2 separate regions of the Homo sapiens genome follow, and region 1 is linked to region 2. Evidence: chromatin loops called from intact Hi-C (ENCODE). Cell type or tissue: GM12878. All regions are shown on one strand. Each heading gives the region's core, and the rest is flanking DNA. Links, peaks and the distances in the headings are about the cores only.

Evidence for each region. A loop is a pair of places that touch in the nucleus more often than their neighbours do. Peaks named below come from ENCODE experiments on the same cell type or tissue, not always from the same donor. Only the 100,000 strongest peaks of a DNase experiment are listed, where the experiment ranks them.
Region 1: it touches region 2 in a loop (5-fold over the local background); 1 of 110 quality-filtered maps calls a loop at or near these places.

The regions. Positions count from the first base shown.
Region 1 is chr2:37,888,863-37,894,242 of GRCh38, forward strand. No RefSeq gene overlaps it. Among named protein-coding and RNA genes, the nearest start is that of PIRAT1, 16 kb to the left of the region's middle. In GM12878, for the core only: a CTCF peak has its summit at 2,258 (motif pointing left); DNase peaks (open chromatin) are centred at 3,669 and 4,169; H3K4me3 peaks cover 681 bases; H3K27ac peaks cover 1,714 bases.
Region 2 is chr2:38,036,158-38,041,537 of GRCh38, forward strand. RMDN2-AS1 (RMDN2 antisense RNA 1) reads right to left here and starts at 184. Exons shown (of 4, transcript NR_102712.1): 1 at 1-184. It also overlaps a transcript of RMDN2 not described here. RefSeq lists a silencer at 2,440-2,509. In GM12878, for the core only: a CTCF peak has its summit at 2,090 (motif pointing left); DNase peaks (open chromatin) are centred at 1,814 and 2,204; H3K4me3 peaks cover 940 bases; H3K27ac peaks cover 3,268 bases.

The DNA of each region.
Region 1 (5,380 bases), core at 287-5,286, 150 kb before region 2:
TCCAGAACTGTAAAAGCTAATACATTTGCTTTTTTTTTTTTTTTTTTTTTTGAAACAGAGTCTCACACTGCCTCTCCTGGGCTGGAGTGCCATGGTGTGTTCTTGGCTCCCTGCAACCTCCGCCTCCCGGGTTCACACGATTCTCCTGCCTCAGCCTCCGAAGTAGCTGGGATTATAGGCGCACACCACCACACCTGGCTAATTTTTTTTTTTTTGTATTTTTGTATTTTTAGAAGAGACAGGGTTTCACTATGTTGGCCAGACTGGTCTCGAACTTCTGACCTCGTGATCCGCCCGCCTCAGCCTCCCAAAGTGATACATTTGCATTTTTAAGCCACTAAGTCTGTGTTTTGTTACAGCAATAATAGAAAACTTATACAGATGGAAACTATATCGCCCAGAACCCTCTTTCCTGTATGTTCTGTTAGAGTTGGCCAGAAGAATTTAGATGAGATTGGGGAAGTGAGAGTGAAGCAGGAGCCATTCCTCTCTGGAGCGCTTTGTGATGAGATAAGATGCCCCACAGGGTCCAGGCCGACTTCACTGTCCGCCTCTGTGCCTCGCTCTGCTTCCAGACTGCTGGTCCTGCTGACCCACAGCACCCCAGGCCTCCCTGCAGGTGCTTGGCTGTGAACCCACAGAGACCATGGCCACACCAAGGCAACAGCTTTCCTTAGACCTCTGGGCAAACTCCCTTCACAGAGCCACATCAGCACTTAACATTTGGCTTCCCAGATTCAATTGCATTCTCCAACCTGTGCTCCCACAGAGGATTAGCTAGATGATATCAGTGTTTCTCAAAGTGATTATATCAATTTATTTTGCAATGACTGAGAGTTTTCTATTATTCCATAGCCTCAACAATACTTGATATTGACTAATTCTTAATTTTGACCAATCTGTAAGTTATGTGTTGATATCTCCTTGTGGCTTTAATTTGCATTTCCCTGATAACCAGTGAAGTTGGGCATCTTTTAATACTTTTAGTGACCTTCTGGATTTTCTTGTTTGTGAAGTGCTTGCAACTTTGGCCCATTTTCCTTCTGGGCTATCTGTCTTTTAAAAAATTGGTTTATAGTTCTTTATATACTCTGGATATTAGTCCTTTATCAATTATACATATTACAAAGATCTTATCCCAGTGTGTGGCTTGCCTTTTCACTCTCTTTAAAAAGTCCCAGCCAGGTGCAGTGGCTCATGCCTATAATTCCAGCATTTTGGGAGGCTCAGACTGGAGGATCACTTGAGTCCAGGAGTTCAAGACCAGCCTAGGCAACATAGGGAAACCCCATCTCTACAAAAAAAAAAAAAAAAAAAGCAAAAATTAGCCGGGTGTGGTGGCACATGTCTGTAGTCCCAGCTATGCGGGAAGCTGAGGTGACAGGATTGATTGAGCCTGGGAGGTGGAGGCTGCAGTGAGCTATGATCATGCCACTGCACTCCAGCCTGGGCAACAAAGTGAGACCTTGTCTCAAAAACAAACAAATAAACAAACAAAATCTCCCTAATATTGATGTGATCAAATGCTTACCATGCATACACAAAACCCCAGCAATTCTACTCCTACGTATATACCCTAGAAAATCTCTTGAAAAATTCTCCAGGTGCAAGACTGTCCATAGCAACATTGTCCCTAACAGGAAAAAAGAAACAAACAAAAAACCGAAAAACCTAAATGTCCATCAATATAAGAGATAAGAGTACGTAAGTTGTTCATACAAGGCACTTATCTTCACACACGTGAATCCACATGGGAGAGTCTCAAGGTTACCTATGGGGAGAGGAAGGGATATGAGATGGGAGGGGTGCACAGGGATGCTGGTGACATTCTGTTTTTTAACCTAAGAGGTGTTTGCACAGCTATTCACAGTGTTTATTCTTCTTTGAAATGTGCATATATTTTATATATGCACTGTCATATTATCTATGTTCCCAATAAAACATTTTAACAGATATTATTCTCCTAATAATCCTATTTGTCATCTTGGTTTAAGGAAGTGCAATGGAAGATTCTGCATACTTGGGGGGAGCAGTTCCCATATCACATGGGCTGTGTGTTAAAAATTCAGACTGCCAGCCCCTACCCAGGCTACAGAATCAGAATGTCCAGGGTGGGGCTGAGGCAGCAGTGTCCAGGGGCACTCAGGGGTGCTGTGGTCATTTTTTCCCAGGTCATTTTCTATCTGAACCTATTGGTCCATCCCAGAGCACCCAGCCCTCTGCAGATCCGCCAGCGTCGGTGGCTTCCTACTGCCCTCTTGTGGCCGGTTTTTCTACCCAAACTGGGCAGAGTCTGACAGCCAAGCGCCAGGGAGTAGACAGAATGTGTTCTGGGATCAGGGGTCTGTCTGGATTTTGTGGTGGCTCCGAGGACCTGCATAGTTGAGCTAGATGCCAAAACATGACACCTAGAACCCACTAGCTTGTCTGTTATTTTTGTTGAAGTCCTATGGATCCATAGACCCCTCCTGGCTGCTCCAAACCCTCGTGTGCTTGGTCCCCACCACCCACAGGGATCCCCTTTCTCTGGGTTCGCCTTCCCACCCACACCTGTCATGCACACACACCTTCCCTACATTATCTGGTCTTCATTTCTGCCTAAACAAATATGTATGGTCTAACCAGATCTCTGGTCCTGGTCTCTGCTGGACGATCTTATTCTGTCCTTCGATTCCACAACACCAGGGCTGTTGTGAGACAGATGAACGCTTAAGACCAGGACCCAGTTGGACACACTCAGTACCTACTGCTTTCTCACCCCCATTCTCCTTTCTATTCCATTTCGCTTTCTCTTCCTCGATCTGTCAGGGTTTCTAATCCTGACAATGAGCTTGAAATGGTCAGGTTTACTCAGAGAAAAAAAAACAAAACAGGCAATTGGTATCACTCAAAGAAGAGCCTAGACCAGGTCTCAGGGGCAGATTCCAAGTATGTAGAGTCCCCACTCACTCGCCTTACCTCTGTCCGCAGCTCAGACGCCGTGTGAATCCTAAATTTAGACCCTGCTATAACATGTGGCTACTGACCTCCAGAAAGGCTCCTCCCCAGAAAGTCATAACCCACCCAAGGGAAGGCAGTGCAGTATAATGATTAAAAATATGAATTTGGAATGATAATTTCATTGGAATCTCTGTTTGCTTATATGTTGGGTGGGCTTGGGCCACTTATTTTTACATCTCTAAACCTCAACTCCCTCATCTGTAAAATGGGCTAATGATATTTAACTCACAGATTGTTGTGATTATCAAATGAGACACTGCATTTTTAAAATGCTTATCACATTTCATAACTAGGAAGCACTTAACAGACACCGTCATTATTCGTTATGAAGTCCAGACTTTGTAGGACTCAAAGGACTCTATCTCAGGGGTGGAATCATCTGGAGCCCTGGCACCATCGGTTGCCCAAGGCTCCTTTCTGAACAGCCAGGTCCCTGGGAATTCTCTAGGGAATGAAGTTGGACTTCATTCAAACTTCATTCTTCTTCTTCGAACTCCACCATGATTCTGGCCTAGAGGCTCTGACCTCCCGCCCAGAGATCACACTGCCTCTCCTCAGTCTCATCCTGTCAATCAAGTCGACTACGGGACCTGCTCAGTCAGGAGCGTGCACTCCACTTTCTCTTCTATTCTCCTGCTGGCTTCCTCTCCTCCACCACCCCTTTCCTCTCACTTACTTTCAGCTGCCAAGAATAAGATACTGTTTTACCCACATCTATCTACTGTCACTCAGTCGGGGACTGGGGCTTCCTGAATCAGCACAACTTTTTCTAATTAGGTTTGCCATAGTTGCATGCTTCAAATGTAGTGGTTGAATTCCTCAAAGAAACTCTTCAGGAGGAAGGAAGGGTGTGGCAGATTATGCCACCCCAAAATATGCCACTTTGGCGTGTTAAAAAAAAAAAAAAAACCACTTCAGCAGAATTAAATTTAAGGGAGTTTAATTGAGCAATGAACAATTCACAAATTGGGCAGCCAACTCAGAGAGACTCCAGGAGTGCCTTGTGGTCAGAACAAATTTATAGACAAAAAAAAAGTAAAGTGACATATAGAAATAGGAAGTGAGAAACAGCCTGACTAGCTACAGCTTGGCGTTTGCCTTATTTGAACACAAGTTGAACACTCAGCAGTGTATGAGTGGTTGAAGTATGGCTGCTGGGATTGGCCAAGACTCAGTGACTGTTACAGGTGCATACTCCTAGTTAGGTTTTCAGTCTCGTCTACCAGTTAAGCTAGGTTGCAGTTCATCCACAAGGACTCAAATATAGAAGTACAGAGTCCTTCTCAGGCCATATTTAGTTTGCTTTAACAGACGTAAGGATTATTCTGAGCTGATGATAATTAAGAAGTGGACAGAAGAAAAACTCTGCTCTCCTTTTTTCTTCCAGGAAGGGCAGGACAGTTCTTGGTCCCCTGAGACAACCGTAGATCCTATATCCCACACACTAGACCAGAGGAACAAACTTGACCAACCAGCCCTTACCGTCCATGAGTTTCCCATTTATCTTCCCACAACTTGCTACCCCATGAAGTCCAGAGTGCTTTTCCTTTCTCTTGTTAATTCTCTACAAAAGTATTGGGTTTTTTTGTTAAGATGTTATATAAGCCCAAGTTCTAACAATCCCTTTGAGTTACTCATCTCTAGGTACCTCCATGTGTATGTGTGACACATGCTAATAAACTTCTGTTTGTGTTTCTCTGGTGAAGGTGCTTTTTTGTTAGTCTAATATACAGGGCCTCAGTGGGAGAACCTAAGATGGCTAGAGGGACAAGATTTGCTTTCCTCCCCTATAAAAGCAACCCAGGGGTGGGTAGGAGGAAGAGGCAGGTAGTGCTCTGTTAGGAAGTTCTCTGTGCACAAGTTCAGCATCCCTAGAAGGCCTCTACTCCTACCCTCAGTCCTGCTTTGTTTATTCAATGCTTTCTTCCTCCTGTCCTCCCAAGTCAAGTATCTGCGTAAGGCTACCTCCTACTTGAAGTTAGCAACCCCTGGGCTGCTGACATGGCCCATTCCTACAAATGATGGCATTGATTAGAATTCACACTCAAAGCAAATTTTGCCTGATTTATTGGAGAAGTTTCCTTAAATCCTCCTTCTGTTCTATGTCCTCTAGGCCATTGAGCCTGGAGTGTCATTGAGAGTACTGTGAGCAATCTTGCCTTGCAGTTAACCACTTAATAAACTCTTTATTCATAAGTAGATGTTGGGGGAAAAGGATAACTTCACAGTAATCACATAAGGACTGGATTATGGCCCCAGCTCCACACTCATTGGCTACGTGATCTTTGTAAGTCATTTTCCCCTCCCTGGGTTCCTCATCTGCCAAATGCGAAAGCTGGGCTGGATGGGTAAGAGCCCTCTTCCAGCTCCGATGTTTCAA
Region 2 (5,380 bases), core at 114-5,113:
GATCCGTGATATGTCACCCAGGAGCATCCGTCACCTGCCGGAGCACTGTACCAGGAAACCAGAGGCATGGTTCTGTGTAATCTCGAGCAAGCTAAGTGGCCATGATGAGAATGCTTCTTCCTACTGTGCCCAGCTACAGGATTTATGTAAGAATGACACGAAATGACAGATGTGAGTACACTTTGCAGCTCTGATCAGTGGTATCCTAATAAAGAAGAATTGTTAGCTTTGAGTTGAGCCTTGTTTGTAACAGGCACTCACTTCACTGTTGTTGCCTTTTATGTTCCGGAGTCCTGCATGATATGGACTCCAGGATAGCAAGAGTCCACATACCCCTCCCCAAGAGAAATTAAGCTGGGAGCCATGGAATTATCATCATCTCCTTGCCACCCTGTCCAACTGCAGGTCGTGGGAAGCTGAATTTACCCTGTGAGACTTCTGCTTCATTTACATTCATCTTGGCAGGCAGTGGTGGGTCGTGGGGAACCTGTTGAAAGCATGACAGCAATGAAGGCTTTCTTACATGCTGAACTCACATCAAAGCTCTTTTCTTCTGTGCTGACACATGTAACTCTTTACCAGTCTGATGATAACACATACAGAGACAGACCCTCGGATTCCTGCTGGGGAGAAAACAGAGCCAGAGATATGCTGTACTGAGCTGGCAAATACAGTGTTCTTTCTGTTAAAATCTGATGGGAAAGTAACTAGGCAAAAATCCATGGTGCTGGCTACGGTACAAAGATGACCAAGGCTGTCTCAGGTATCCTGGTGGCTTTATTGTCTATTTCCGGGAAAAGAGTAGGTAGGGATCAAGAGCAAAGAACATGGGAAAATGTGCTGCTTTGTCATTGCAGTTCATTTATTTCCTAGAAATTTTGGCTTCTAGGGAAAGGCAGCGTGATATAAAAAAGAAAAAGGTACTGGACTCAACCTGATTTAAATCCAGACCTGACACTTTGCTACCTGGATGAACTTGGGTAAGTGACCTAAGCTCTCTAAGCTTCAGTTTCCTCATCTGTAAAATGAGGATGAAATTTTCTATGCAAGATTTTGTAAGGAAGATCAAATAAATGGACATAAAGCAATTGACACATAAATATGGAAACGATTTCTCAGCTTTCCTCCCTGAGGGACAGAGACTCTTCAGGCTACTTAAATTCTCCCCAGACTTTTCCAAGTTGCTCTTTATCCTCATACCCTGGCCACACCACAAAAGCTGCCCACATAGAAGAACTTGGTGAAGACTTGCTGACTATTCCCCTAAATTCTGCTTGTTTAATAAACATCTGCAGAGACAGGCTCAGCAATGGGCTCATTGTGGAGAATCCCAGAAGTGTGTGGCAACACCAAAGGAATTTTATGAAAGTCCCAGGAGAGAGAAACTGTCGTTCAAGTCATCACATAGCAAACTGCCCCTAACACGTGCTGCACACACATTAGGTGGTGACTCAGTTTTGGTGTTTGACTTGAGTCTTAAAACATAGTTCAGAACCTGATGATACTTCCCTGAATTCCCATTTTTAGTGTGAAAGTGTGTTCGGCTTCCCGTTGGCTATTGGGAGCTTGAAAGAAATTCAAGGAAGGAGACCTACAAACTGCTTATAAAGGATACTGCGTGAGCTTTATGCACTTTGGCTCTTTTAATCCATTCCACAAGGCCGTGATGCCCATTTTACAGATGATGAAACTCTTTCTGAGGTTAAGTAGCTCACACGGTGCCACAGCTAGCGACTGCGTGAGCTGAGTCACATCCAGATCGTTCAGTATGAGAATTTTAAGAGAAGATAAACATGTGATTCTCTCGAAACTCGGTGTTCTGTAGCCTGCAAACCCCTCTGGAGCCTGGTGTTTGCTTTGCTTGCAAGCCTGACCTCCGAGGCTCCTGCCATCTTCCTTCCCTCTTCTCCCCTCCATTCTCCCCTTTCCCGAACCGTTTCTTTCCCCCATTCCTTCCCCATCTAAACCACAGAAAAGCACTTCCAGGCTCCATTTCAGCCAGCAAAAATCTCAAGCCCAGGGGAGGGCTTCCGGGACTTTCCACTGGAGGCTCTTAGACTTAGACGCAGCGTCCTCTCCTGGAGGGAGCGCAGCGCCCCCCGGGCGCAAGGGGGACGCGTTCAAGCGAGGGCGGACGCCGACTGCGAGTCTCTTTGTGCAGCACTTTGTCTTTCTCTCCCTTGGGGTGTTTTTGGGATTCCCCAACAATAGAATGAGCTGAGTTCTGCGTTACTGATTCAGTTATCTCGGTACAAGGCGGAAAGTGCCGGGAGGAAAACTGATACCCCGTATTGAGCAAGCTGTTTTCTGGGAAACTCCGAACTGTCTCCTGCACGGTTCAGGCCCGGTTACCGCTGCCTGCAACCCCCGCCTCGGAGCCAGCTGCGCCTGGAGCTAAAGCCTCAGCTTTTTAAGGCATGGTTTGCACTCTTTTATAGTTGCTGAGCTACGCTAGGGCCAAACCAACCACTCATCATCAACCTCTATTCACAGCATCTAGAATAAAACCTGCCACATGGCAGGCACCCAGTAAAAGCCTTTTGGAATCGGAATAGAAGGTGGGTTGATTACACTGGGTGCTTCTCACAGCCCACAGGGTTGGGACTGACAAGTATTCCGGCATTAGTAAGGGCAGAGACACTTTGGGCTGGCCAGACCTGATCCTGGGGAGGATCACTGGGTCATTTCTTGGCATCTCCCATCCCATCCCTGCCCTGATAGGTTTCGCCCCTTTCAGCACTCGGAGGGCCAGGCTGGTGGTTCCCATAGAGGTGTACCGCCTGGCAGCCAAACAGGGAAGGGTGTTCCCTTCTGCTCAGTTTTGATTTGAGCTTTGCAAGTGACAATGAAAATAATATTTTTGAGCAACAGTTTAAAAGCCAGATGCTATACACACACACACACACACACACACACACACACACACACACACACACAGAGAGAGAGATAAAATGTTCATGGATTAAGATTATATATTCATATAATTTTAACTATATTCATATGGATTAAAACTAATCCATATGATTATGGTAAAATAATTTAGTCACTTGGGATTGTCCTTATTTTACAAATGAGAAAACTATGGCTCAGAGAGGATAAGGAACTTGCCTAATTTCACTCAACCGGTGAGTCACAGAAATGGGATTCTAACTCACACTTGTCTGGTCCCGAAGCCCATAGATCAGCCTCGGATGGAAGCCAACATACAGTCTTTTCAGTTCTTCCTGGGCACCCCCAGGCACTCCATTTTCCCATTTCTCAGAAGTCGCTGACCCTTCTTTTATTTAAGGAGCACAGTCGCTGCTATCTACAGCCCCCGCTTCTCTGGGAAAATACAAAAGGTTTACATCATTTCTGCTTTGATGGGAACATTCACCCTCGCCCTGATTTTGTCATTTTTTCTGCCTTTTCACTCCTATCATTAAGTAGAAAGCCCTGACTCCACCTGGAGATAAATTAGGTTTGAAACAGAAGAAGGAAGTTGTCTCTCACTCCCTTGCCAGAAAATCACCCAGTGTCTGAGGCTGCAGAATGGGTTCCCTGAAGGTGCACATGGGGTCAGAAGGGACAGCTGGGAAGGGTGCCAGGCTGGCCCTGCCCTCCCATGAACCTAACTTTTCCAGTGTCGCCATCTGACCCAGGATGTCAAGAATCGGACCATGCCATAAGGATTAAATGAAACAATAAGCACAAAGGTACCCAGGACAGTGTCTGACAAATGCACACTGTGTGCCCTACCTGCCCCTTCCTACTACTTTTTAGCATCTCCTCCTCTTTGGTTTTCTCCTGTTTTCTTCTAGAAGTTGTATAGTTTTGAATTTTACATTTAGGTCCATGATGCATTTTGAGTCAATGTTTTTGAACAGTATAAGGCCTGTGTCTAGATTCATTATTATTATTATTATTATTATTATTATTATTATTATTTTGCATATGGACATCCAATTTTTCCAGTACTACTTGTTAAAAGACTAGTCTTTATTGAATTGCCTTTTACTATTTGTCAAAGATCAGTTGACTATATTTGTGTGTCTATTTCTAAACTTTCTTACCTCTTCCATTGATTTCTGTGTCTATTCTTTTATCAATACCACGCTGTCTTTATAACTTTATAGCTGTATAGTTAGTTTTTGCTATGGTCTGCATGTTGGCATCCTCCTAAAATTCACATGCTGGAACTTAATGCCCGATATGATGGTATTAAGAAGTGGGGCCTTTGGAGAGTGATTAAGTCATGAGGGTTCTACTGTCATGAATAGGATTAGTGCCCTTATAAAAGCAAGCTCCCTTGTCCCTTCCATCATGTAAGGACACAGCAAGAAGGTGCCATTTATGAAGCAGAGCAAGTCCTCACCAGACACCACATCTGCTGGTACATTGATCTTGGACTTCCCAGCCTCCAGAACTGTAAACATAAATTTATGTTGTTTATAAATTACGAGTCTAAGGTATTTTGTTGTAATAGCCAAACACACTAAGACAGTCCTGAAGTCAGGTAATTTTAGTTCTTAACATCATTCTTCAGTATTGTATTGTCTGTTCTGGGTATTTTGCCTTTCCATATAAAATTTAGAATCAGAGGGGCACTATCTAAAAATAGTTTACCTAGATTTGGAGTGGAATTTCATTAAATCTACAGATCAGGTTAGGAAAAATTAATATCTTAAACACTATTGAGTCTTTTAATCCATGAACATGGGATAGCTCTTCATTTATTTAGATTTTTTATTTCTTTCATCAGAGTTTTGTACTTTTGCACATATAGATTGTGTACATATTTTGTTAGATTTTTACCTAGGTATTTCATTTTTGTGCTATTGGAAATGCTATTGTGTTTTTAATTTCAAATTCCAATTGTTTATTACAAGTATATAGGAAAGCAATTGACTTTTGTATATTAACCTTGTATCCTGCTATAATTGTTTATTAGTTGAAGGAGGTTTGGGTTCATTTTGGGGGGTTTTCTACATAGCCTAACTTCTCCAGTTTCACCATCTGACTCGGGATGTCAAGGATCAGGCCTTGCTATAAGAATTAAATGAGACAATCAACACTAAGGCACCCAGCAGTGTCTGACAAATGCACACTGTATCTACTACCTGCCCTCCTCTCCTACTACTTCTTAGCATGTGTTCCTCCTTGATTTTTTCCTGTTTTCTTTTAGAGGTTTTATAGTTTCAAATTTTATATTTATAACCATGATGCATTTGAGTCAGACATGTCATCTACAAAGACAGTTTTATTTCTTCTTTCCTCATTTTTTTTATTGGTTTTTTTTTTTTTTTTGGACGTTTTGTACTAAGCAGGACTTCCAATATGATGTTGAATAAGACTGGTGAGAGGAGACATATATACTTTGTTCCCAATCTTGAGGAGAAAG